Regions from separate parts of the Homo sapiens genome. Here region 2 is linked to region 1. Evidence: read pairs that join two places in POLR2A ChIA-PET (ENCODE). Cell type or tissue: A673. All regions are shown on one strand.

Region 1 (5,000 bases):
TCAGAGTGAGACTGTCTTATAAAAAAGAAAGAGGGAAGGGAAGGGGAGGAGAGGGGAGGGGAGGCGAGGGGAGGGAAGGGAAGGGAAAGTTGGGTAGGATCTAGTTTATGATGGGTAAAAAAAATTTTTTTTTAAAAAGAAGAAATTTGGGTGGGAGTGTCCTGGACTCCCATGCAGTCTAAGGAAGGTTTGGGAAGGCCCTTGGAGAATTCTCAAGCTCAAGTCACCATTGGAGGAGCCCTGCACCTCCCATGAACAGGCTGCCTTAGTGTCTCTGACGTGCTCAGTTGCTGGCCGAGAGCTGCAGAATTGGGATAGCAGCGCCAGCGTCTGGGGCGCTTGGTCTATTATAGGCTGTATTACTCAGGGTTCTCCAGAGAAACAGAACCAATAGGAAATGTGTAGATATAGAGAAAGAGATTTATTATGGGGGATTGGCTCACACAATTATGAAGACTGAGAAGTTCCACAATCTGCCATCTGCAAGCTGAAGACCCAGGAAAACTGGTAGTATAGTTCCAGTCCAATGAAGCCCAGAGGCCTGAGAACCAGGGAAACCAATGGCATAGGTCCCAGTCTGAATCCTAAGTCCCCCAAACCAGGAGTGCTGATGCCTGAGGGCAAGAGAAGGTGATGTTCCAGCTCAAGCAGACAGCAAATTCATGCTTCCTAAACCTTTTTCTATTTGAGCTCTCAGTGGATGACATGACGCTCACCTGGATTGGTGAAGGCAAACATTATTCAATCTACCGATTCAAATGCTAATCTCTTCTGGAAATACCCTCACGGACATACCCAGAAATAATGTTTTACCAGCCATCTGGGCATCCCTTAACCTAGTCCAGTAGACACATAAAATTAATCATCACACATGGAAGTCTGGTCACTTCACATCTCTTCACAGCGACGGCGGCTCCAGTTTCCAGTCCAAATCAGTGTACGTGCTAGGGGGCTTTCTGCACAGCTTTTGGGTGGGGTAGTCAATCGAAGAGATCAAGTTTGCATGCTGGAATATTTTAGTTGCTGAGATATTTCAATGGTTTGTGAAGACCATGGGGAAATAAACATTTAAAATTAAAAGTGGCTTGGAAAATCAAGGCAGTTTCTCAGCGGTAGTCCCCCGTTGACAGAAATATTTGGGACACTTGTTATAATTTCTTTATTTCTACCCAGACTTATTTAATCAAACCTTGGAGGTGAGAACCAGAGCTCTAATACACACCAATACCGTATTTATAGTTAGCATCAAAGTAAAGGGAAGTTTGAGGTGATTTACACCAAATCCAAACTCAGTGATATCCGAGTAAGTGAAATTTGACTATATTTTAATATTGCAATCTCCCTGCATTTTTCTTGCCACTGATAGCTACATCCACCCTTTTGCTTTAAATTCCTTCTATTTTCCAATCCCTTCTGTCAGACAGCTAAAAAAAAAAAATGGTTACAATATTCTTAGAAAACTGTGCTTCAGAGAAAGCAGTGAGGTTACTCAATTGTTTCTCCTCTGTTAATTTGAGAATCTTAAATTATGCATGTTGTTTTGCACACATTTGCATGTTCAATTCACATGCCTGAGTTATTCGTCTACAAGATAAAACCAAGCATAGTAATTCAAGTAACCTGTGTCTGATTTCTCTTCACCCAAATTTCAGGGCTAACCGAGTTGCAGTTAAAGAATGGATAATTAAATCACTTGGGAAGCGCAGGGGAGTGCTGGTGGATAGGAAAGATGGGGTTACTGAGCCAACTCCTGCCTCCATCCCGTCTGGATTGTCAATCGTTTCTCCTTCCATGACCTGCTGGATTTCATAACCTCCACGAGGCCCCTTTCCCAGAAGGGACTCACTGTCCTGGTTACAATCCTTAAATCTAGCTGGGCAGGAAGGCCAGGAGTGGAGTTTGTCCTCTGCCTGGTGTGGATAACCTTGAACATAAAGAAACCACCACAATACAAACGGCCCTGAAATCTGAACCAATGCCACCGCAATATGCAGATGAGAAAGTCAGAACCATTCCTCCATTGGCTGACTGCCGGCCTGACGTCACAGTGGCCCAGCCCAGCGTGGCCAGAAGTGCTGTGGGCAACTTTCTGGACAAGTTGGAAAGCTTGTGTGTGTGGGTGTGTGTGTGTGTGTGTGTGTGTGGGTGTGTGTGTGTGGGGGGGGGGGGGTCTTTTTTTTTTTATCAGCTGGTGCTGGTTTCCTGCATTTCCTGTGTTACGGGGGGGGAAAAAGGTGTTTATGTACAGCAAGAACTGATGAACTCAGGGCTGAAGAGCATTTTGTTCTCTGTGGCAGCTCTATCCCTTTCCTTAGGGGAGATCTATGTTAGAAACAAAAATGTCATAGGGGAAGGTTGTGAATTCTAAATGAACTGTGGGGACCTCACGAACCTCTTCAGCTTAGTGGTTTCCAGGAAGCCCCAGGCTGAGCCAAACTTTGTGACTTAGCTGGTGTGAGTCTTTGGCTGTGATCTTGACCACAAACTTCAAGATATGCAGGCATGGGAGGCTGGGGGCCTTTTTTATTTTTCTCTACCTCACTTTGCCAGGTTCAATGCAAAGACAGAATCCAATCCTCTGATCTGTGAACTTCTGACGATTCCCCGCCCTCAATGTGCTGGTGGTAGGAAAATTTCCTCTTCTCTTTTCTTTTCTTTCTTTCTCTTTCTCTCTTTCTTTCTCTTTCTTTCTCCCTCCCTGCCTTCCTGCCTTCCTTCCCTCCCTCCCTCCTTTTCTTTCTTTTCTTTTCTTTTCCCTTCTTTCCTTTCTTCCTTCCTTCCTTCCTTCTTTCTGTTTCTTTTAGACGGAGTCTCGCTCTGTCGCCCAGGCTATAGTGCAATGGCACGATCTCAGCTCACTGCAAGCTCCACCTCCCAGGTTCACGCCATTCTCCTGCCTCAGCCTCCCGAGTAGCCTGGACTACAGGTGCCCGCCACCACGCCCGGCTAATTTTTTAATTTTATTTATTTATTATTTTTTTTTGAAGAGGCGGGGTTTCACCATGTTAGCCAGGATGGTCTCAATCTCCTGACCTCGTGACCCACCTGCCTCGGCCTCCCAAAGTGCTGGGATTACAGGCGTGAGCCACCGCACCGGTCTTCCTTCCTTCCTTCCTTCTTTCTTTTTCTTTCTTTCTTTCCCTCCCCGCCCTCCCTCCATTCCTTCCTTCTTCTTTCTTTCTTTCCCTCCCCTCCCTCCCTCCCTCCCTTCCTTCCTTCTTTCCCTCCCCTCCGCTTCCTCCCTTCCTTCCTTCCTTCTTTTTCTTTCTTTCTTTCCCTCCCCTCCCTCCCTCCCTTCCTTCCTTCTTTCTTTTCTTTCTTTTTTTTCTGACAGAGTCTTGCTTTATCACCCAGGCTGGAGTGCAGTGGCACAATCTCAGCTCACTGCAACCTCCACCTCCCAGGTTCAAGCCATTCTCCTCCTCAGTCTTCCAAGTAGCTGGAATTACAGGTACACACCATCATGCCTGGCTAATTTTTGTATTTTTAGCAGAGAGATGGGATTTCACTATGTTGGTCAGGCTGGTCTCAAACTCCTGACCTTAGGTGATCCGCCCACCTCAGCCTCCCAAAGTGCTGGGATTACGAGTGTGAGCTGCCGCACCCTACCTAGAGAGAGAGATTTCTTACGATGTTATTTGAGCACCTGGATCCAGCTGGACCTGAAACCACAACTCCTGCACATTTTTGTTAATGGCACCAATACATTTACATTTTGATGTAATTTGGATTGAGCTGAATTTCTGTAAAGTCAGTAAAGGAGTTCTCACTGGTACCTCCAACTTCCCCTGGGCCCCTCCCTGTGTGGTTTCTTACTAGTCTCTTCTGCTTCTGTCAGCGTTGGTGGGGGAGGGAAAGAGTCCATGTGATGGCATATGGGTGATAGATAGGGGAGTTGAGTCATGGTGGAGTACAGCCCAGGGATCAACCTAAGGAGACTGGGGTCAGATAGGACTGGGCAACGAATATCCCCTTTCTGAGCCTCAGTTCTCCCATCTGTAACATGGGAAGAGAGACAGTCCCTCCCTCTTGGGGTTGTCTGCAGGTGGGATGTGGTGTCTAGGGCATAATAAGTGCTCAAGAAAAAGTGGCTATTAGAATAGTCCTAGATGGGGTCTTCTCCAGGCCTCTGGTGCAATGCAGGGACAATGGAGGGGAAGGGAAGGTTTTTAGAACCTTCCCTGGGGTTTGTAACCAACAACTCTGGGCCTCTGTTGTCACTGCCAACCACAAGCACCTGCCGAGCAAACGGCATGCACCTGTCACCCGTCACTCCGAGAAGGGGCTCCAATCCAGCCAGAGCAGGCGGCCTCTATTCTAGGCCAGATCCTGGCTGTGTGCAGCGTCTGTGAGCTCGCCCACCTGTTCTGAAACCCAGCTGGGCTCCAGTCTCTGCCTGTCCCACCTCCCACCCCCAGCTTCCTTCCTGGAGCAAACGTTGATCCGATGCCTTTCATGTCCCAGGGACTGTGCTAGGAACCATGGGGATGCAAGGGCAGAAACCTGAGTTAGCGAGTTTCATACTTTGTGCCATGCTGTGTGCCCAGGGTGGGCATTGCATATGCTTGTCTCAGCCACACAAAGCCTGAGAGGTGTGCTAAACACACCCGTTTTGTAGAGGCTCAGACTGAAAGCACTGCCTGCTGAAGGTGGTGGAGTTGATACAAACACTGTGTGTTTCTTTTCTTTTTTCTTTTTCGAGACAAGATCTTGCTCTGTTGCCCAGGGTGGAGTGCAGTGGCGTGATCTCGGCTCACTGCAGCCTCAAACTCCTGGGTTCAAGTGATTGTCCTGCCTCAGCCTCCTGAGTACCTGGAACCACAGGTGTGTGCCACCACACTCGGTTGAGTTTTAAATTTTTGGAAATGGGGTCTCACTACGTTGCCCAGGCTGGTCTCAAACTCCAGGCCTCAAGCAATCATCCCTCCTCGGCCTCCCAAAAAGCTAGGTTTACAGGCGTGAGCCACTGCGCCTGGCCCTGTGTGTTTCTTCAAAGCCCA
Region 2 (5,000 bases), 110 kb before region 1:
CAGCTGGGTGCAGTGGCTCACGCCTGTAATTCCAACACTTTGGCAGGCCCACAGCAGAAGGATCACTTGAACTCAGAAGTTCTAGACCAGCCTAAGCAACATAGTGAGACCTCAACTCTACAAAAAATTAAAAAATAAGCCAAGCATGGCGCTGCTTGCCTGTAGTCCCAGCTACTAGGGACGCTAAAGTGAGCGGGTCTCTTGAGCCTGGGAGGCTGAGGCTGCAGTGAGCTGTGATCACACCACTGTACTCCAGCCTGGGCAACAGAGTGAGACCCAATCACAAAATAAAATTAAAAGAAAAGAAAATAAAATAAGAAGGCACTCAGATGCCCAGGTACCTTCTCTACTGCACAAAGCTGAACTACTGTCCCTTCTTCACCCCAGCAAATAAATGCAAATGTATTCTCTGGAGACAGTAAACAGAGGGTACCTGGACTGCAGGACACAGGCAAACTGAAGGCACGGAACCAGAGTGAAAACAGGGCATTTGGTGAAATATATAGAATGAAGGCCAAGGACCACCCCCTCCCTACCACTGCCCTCTAAGCACCCAGAAAACTAGCAGCCAGTCTTCATCCCTCAGAAAGGAATTTGGAAAAGTCTTCTCTGAGAAATCTTAGCTCCACAGAAAAGACCTCAAGATACTGAGATCAGAGAGAGGTTCCCCAACTAAAGAGCCCACCCAGATCAGTGAGGCGCACAGTTAAGCAAATGTCGGTCACATGCTCAGAAATTCCAAGCAGATTCTTAGTCCACCATTCCTAAACATGAACATACAACCAAGAATTGCTAAATAATTAAGGAAAACCACTGAGGAATTACAGAAACAAAAACAAATGAAAAAGCAGCTAGAAGGGAAGACAACATTGGGAGAAGAAAACTTTAAAAACACCAAGAATATTCTCAACAAAATAAAATGGTGCAACCATTTAAAAACAACAGGATGCTATTTCAGGAGAGAATTTTTTAAAAGCTCTTGGAAATTTTTAAATAATGATTCCAGAAATGATAAAACTTAGTAAAATGTTTAGAAGATAAAGTTTAGGAAATCTCCCAGAAAGTGAAACAAATAAACAAAAATGGAAAATGGGGGAAAGCTGAAAATCCAAATACGAGGAAGCTGAAATCCAAATACAAGAGCTTTCAGAAAGAGAAAATACAGAAAATAAAGAGGAAATGACCAACAAAACAATTCATAACAATTTCCCAGAAAAACAGAATGTGAATTTCTAGATTGAAAGAGCTCTCTGAGTGCTCAGAACAATGGATTAAGAAAGACTCGCGGAAGGCATATCACTGTAAACTTTCAGCACACTGCAGACTAAGAGAAAATCCTCCAAGTTTCCATATAATAAAAAGAGGTCACATATCCAAAATCAGGATTTCTAACTGCTCAACAGCAATACCACAAGCAAGAAGGCAAAGGTGCAATAACTCCAAAATGCTAAAGAATTATTTCCAAACTAAATATTAAATGGCTATGCCAGCCTAAACTTTCTATCAAATATGTGAGAATAAACGCATTTTTAGACATGCAAAAAAAAAAAAAAAGCACCCTTTCTCAGGAAGCTACTGGGTGTGTACTTACCAAAAGGAGGGAATACACCAAGAAGTCTGAAGATTCAGGAAACAGACCTGAGAGGGAATAAAATAAATCCCTAAAATCATAACGAATGATGACTCCAGGATGCCAACTATACACCAGCGCAGAGGGCAACCAATCCAGATTATGACAGGTCCGTAAAGACTTCTTCAGGAAGGTGAAACTAATAAAACACCTGATACATCTGAGAGTCTTAAAGGGGTTTCATACAATAGGCAAAAACTGTGGGGATGAGTTAAGTTTTAGAAAAGTAAGCAGGCTGGGCCCTGTGGCTCATGTCTGTAATGCCAGCACTTTAGGAGGCCAAGGCAGAAGGACGACTTGACCTATTTGAGACCAGCCTGGGCAAGACAGCAAGACCTTGTCTCTATATACAGACTGACAGACACAGCTGAAGCATTGTGGCACACATATGTAGTCCCAGCTACTCAGGAGGCTCAAGCAGAAGGATCACCTGAGCTAAGGAGTTAGAGGTGGTGGCGGGCTGGGGAGGGAGGTGGGGAAGGGAGGGACAGGAGGGGAGGGGAGGGAGGTGGGGAGGGGAAGGGAGCGAGGTGTGGAGGGGAGGGAGAGGAGGGAGGTGGGGAGGTGGGGAGAGGAGGGGAGGGAGGTGGGGAGGTGGGGAGGCGGGAAGAAGAGGGGAGTGGGGAGAGGAGGGGAGGGAAGGAAGGGAGGGAGGGAGAGAGGAAATTTTTAAAAGGGCATCTGCTTTGTAGGAGGCAGAAAGAATGAGTTAAACCCTCCTCTTCGATAGTGGAAGATATAGAATTGAAAAATCTAAAAGTAACTATGACCTCAGTATTTAGAAACATTTAAGTAAGAACCAAGATAATCAACAAAAGAGGGTGAGTGTTTGCTTCTAAAGAAGGTAAAATAGGGGCAGGAGCAGAATACTGTTCTTATAAACCTTGTAGACCTATCTGATTCTTTAATTGAATTCTGTAAGAGTATATAGCTCTGCTTTAAAAAAAAAAAGGAAATTTAAACAAAATTAATCAAAATGGGGTAATAGAATGTAAAGCTACTAATATTGAGAACTCACTTATACTACTTTATAGACTTATTCTAGACAAATTCCTAAACTGAAGAACAATATCCCATAAATTGTGCTGCAAAAGCCAAAAGGTTATTTAACCATGTGTTAAAATAACGTGTTGTTGTTGACTGTTTCTTTTCTCCATTTTAGACTATTAAAACCCAGCTGGACAGAGACATCTTTCTAGCTGCATGCTCCATCCCATCTGGCTCTGCTCAAATTCTTCTCAGCCATAGCTATGTTGCTGGCCAAGGATTCCCTGTGTAGATGGGCTGCTGACGAGACACTGGGCCTCCCATCTGACTGGTTATTTCCATGTTATGAGAAATACAATGTGGTATTCCTCCATACAATGAGGTCATATATAAAAGATGCTAACGTATATATATATACACACACATATGCATATGTGCTGATTCATAAATGTTTTCCTCAAGTGTCATTTTCTTTTCACTGCTCAGTTTACCAACATTAACTAAAAAGTATAAAGATTTTTTAAAAGTTGGTTTATAGCGTAAGTATAAGGGCTCAGAGGTTTTATTTGACAATAAGTTTACTACAATTAAACAATGTGAAGTAGATATTTAAAAGTAGCTGCCATCTTAAGCTACATTAATAAAGGTAAGAAATCTTGATCCTATTCAACAGATCTAAATTATCAGTCATTATTCAGTACTGCTTTCAGCTCCTAGCTCCATACTTTAAGAATATAGGTAAAATGCAACAAATAAAGAGATGAAAGACTAGGCTGGTGAGGAAATCTAAACATGTCATATGGCTAGAGGCTATCTAGCCGCACATTCAATCCTTTCAAGCAAATTAACACGGCAACAAGAATAAAATAGAAGAATAAAGCCATGTGATAAAAATAACACAGCTGAATGAACTTAATACATAGTTAAAATGATTCTGAAGTTATTTAGTCTTCTGTTATATGGAAGGCTGATATGTAGAAGATTAATTACATTTGCTCAGCACAGTCCCAAGTGGTATCAACAGAACCAAATGGAAAAACTGATGATTAAAGCAACAACAACAGTGAGAGCTCCCTCTAGAAATAAATCCCTGACTGAGAGTTAATCATAGATATGGGGGGTTAAGGAGAAGCTGGTCAATACTAGATTAGGACACTGTAGAGTGGCTTCAAATATCAAAGGGCTAATTGAACAATATGACTTAAAGGGTTCCTTTCACACCTGAAATAAGAGTCTCAAGGATTCCATCCAACAATAAGATTTCATAATTCTAATATCATTTCTATTTCAGTCAACTAACTCAAGGGCTAGCAAACTGTGGTCTGGGGGCTAACCACCTGTTTTTGTAAATAAAGTTTTATCAGTACACAACTGTCCCATTTATTTGCATATTGTCTGTGGCTGCTTTCAAACTACAACCACAGAGTTGCAAGTGGGGCCACATGGCCCAGAGCCTGAAACAATTACTCTGGTTCTATAAGAAAAAGTCTGCTGATACCTGAGCTAGGATAACATACACAGACAAATGTGACATTTAAAATATAAATAAGCACCAAATTGTTCTCCAACTATAAACAACCAGAAAACTGGACAGAATATATAAAATTACTGTTTTCAGACACTAGACAACAGGGAGTACAGAGCTAGACTCCCTGAGAGAAGGCATACAAATGAGGTGGGCCCTACAAAGGCCAAGACAGCTGGAATTTGTGGAGACAGATCACCAGAAAGAATATTCAGGAAAAAAGCTCCAAAGATCTGATAGAGGCTCTTTTGAAACTGTTCCTAAGTACTAGGCTGCACATTCAAACAGTAAAATTCAACAAGGTCAGGCAGAGAACTACTGGGAGCTATCACTCCAAGAGTTCACCTAAAGCTGGGAGGCAGTCAAGTTCTGAACAGCCAGAGAGAAAAAACACTGTTAAACACCTTGGGCACTGAATAATGCCCATAAAATGACCATACCTCATAAGGAGGAAACCAGTGCTAGCATAAAGTCTATTCTAACCCAAGCTAATAATCAAGCCTCAGAAAAAAAGTATGCTAATAATAATAGGCTGATCTTATTAACTGCCAGTAACTTAACTACCAGCCAATACAAAATTCAACTCTTTAAAGGAAGGAAATAAAATCCAGACTTTCAACAACACTCACAATGTCCAGCAACCAATAAAAAATACCAGACATTCAAAAAGTAGAAAAATGGGACTCATGACTGTAAGAAAAGTCACTTAACAGAAACAGACCCAGAAATGAAAGTAATGATGAAATTAACAGACAAGCCAATTAAAGCAGCTATTATAAATATGGTCAAGAATTTAAAGAAAAACACAAACATAAGGACAGAAATGGGGGATTTTTTTAACTAAGTAAAATTTCCACA

The links. ChIA-PET counts read pairs that join two places held together with the same protein. Peaks named below come from ENCODE experiments on the same cell type or tissue, not always from the same donor. Only the 100,000 strongest peaks of a DNase experiment are listed, where the experiment ranks them.
Region 2: POLR2A ChIA-PET joins it to region 1 with 14 read pairs; 3 of 35 experiments call an interaction of 5 or more read pairs at or near these places.

What each region holds. Positions count from the first base shown.
Region 1 is chr12:116,357,176-116,362,175 of GRCh38, forward strand. No RefSeq gene overlaps it. Among named protein-coding and RNA genes, the nearest start is that of MIR4472-2, 69 kb to the right of the region's middle. RefSeq lists a silencer at 1,933-2,022 and a cis regulatory region at 3,640-4,176. In A673, no CTCF peak of the experiment used is centred here; a DNase peak (open chromatin) is centred at 2,026; H3K27ac peaks cover 1,272 bases.
Region 2 is chr12:116,244,668-116,249,667 of GRCh38, forward strand. The region is part of intron 1 of MED13L (mediator complex subunit 13L); the gene reads right to left. Among named protein-coding and RNA genes, the nearest start is that of MED13L, 31 kb to the right of the region's middle. In A673, no CTCF peak of the experiment used is centred here; no DNase peak of the experiment used is centred here.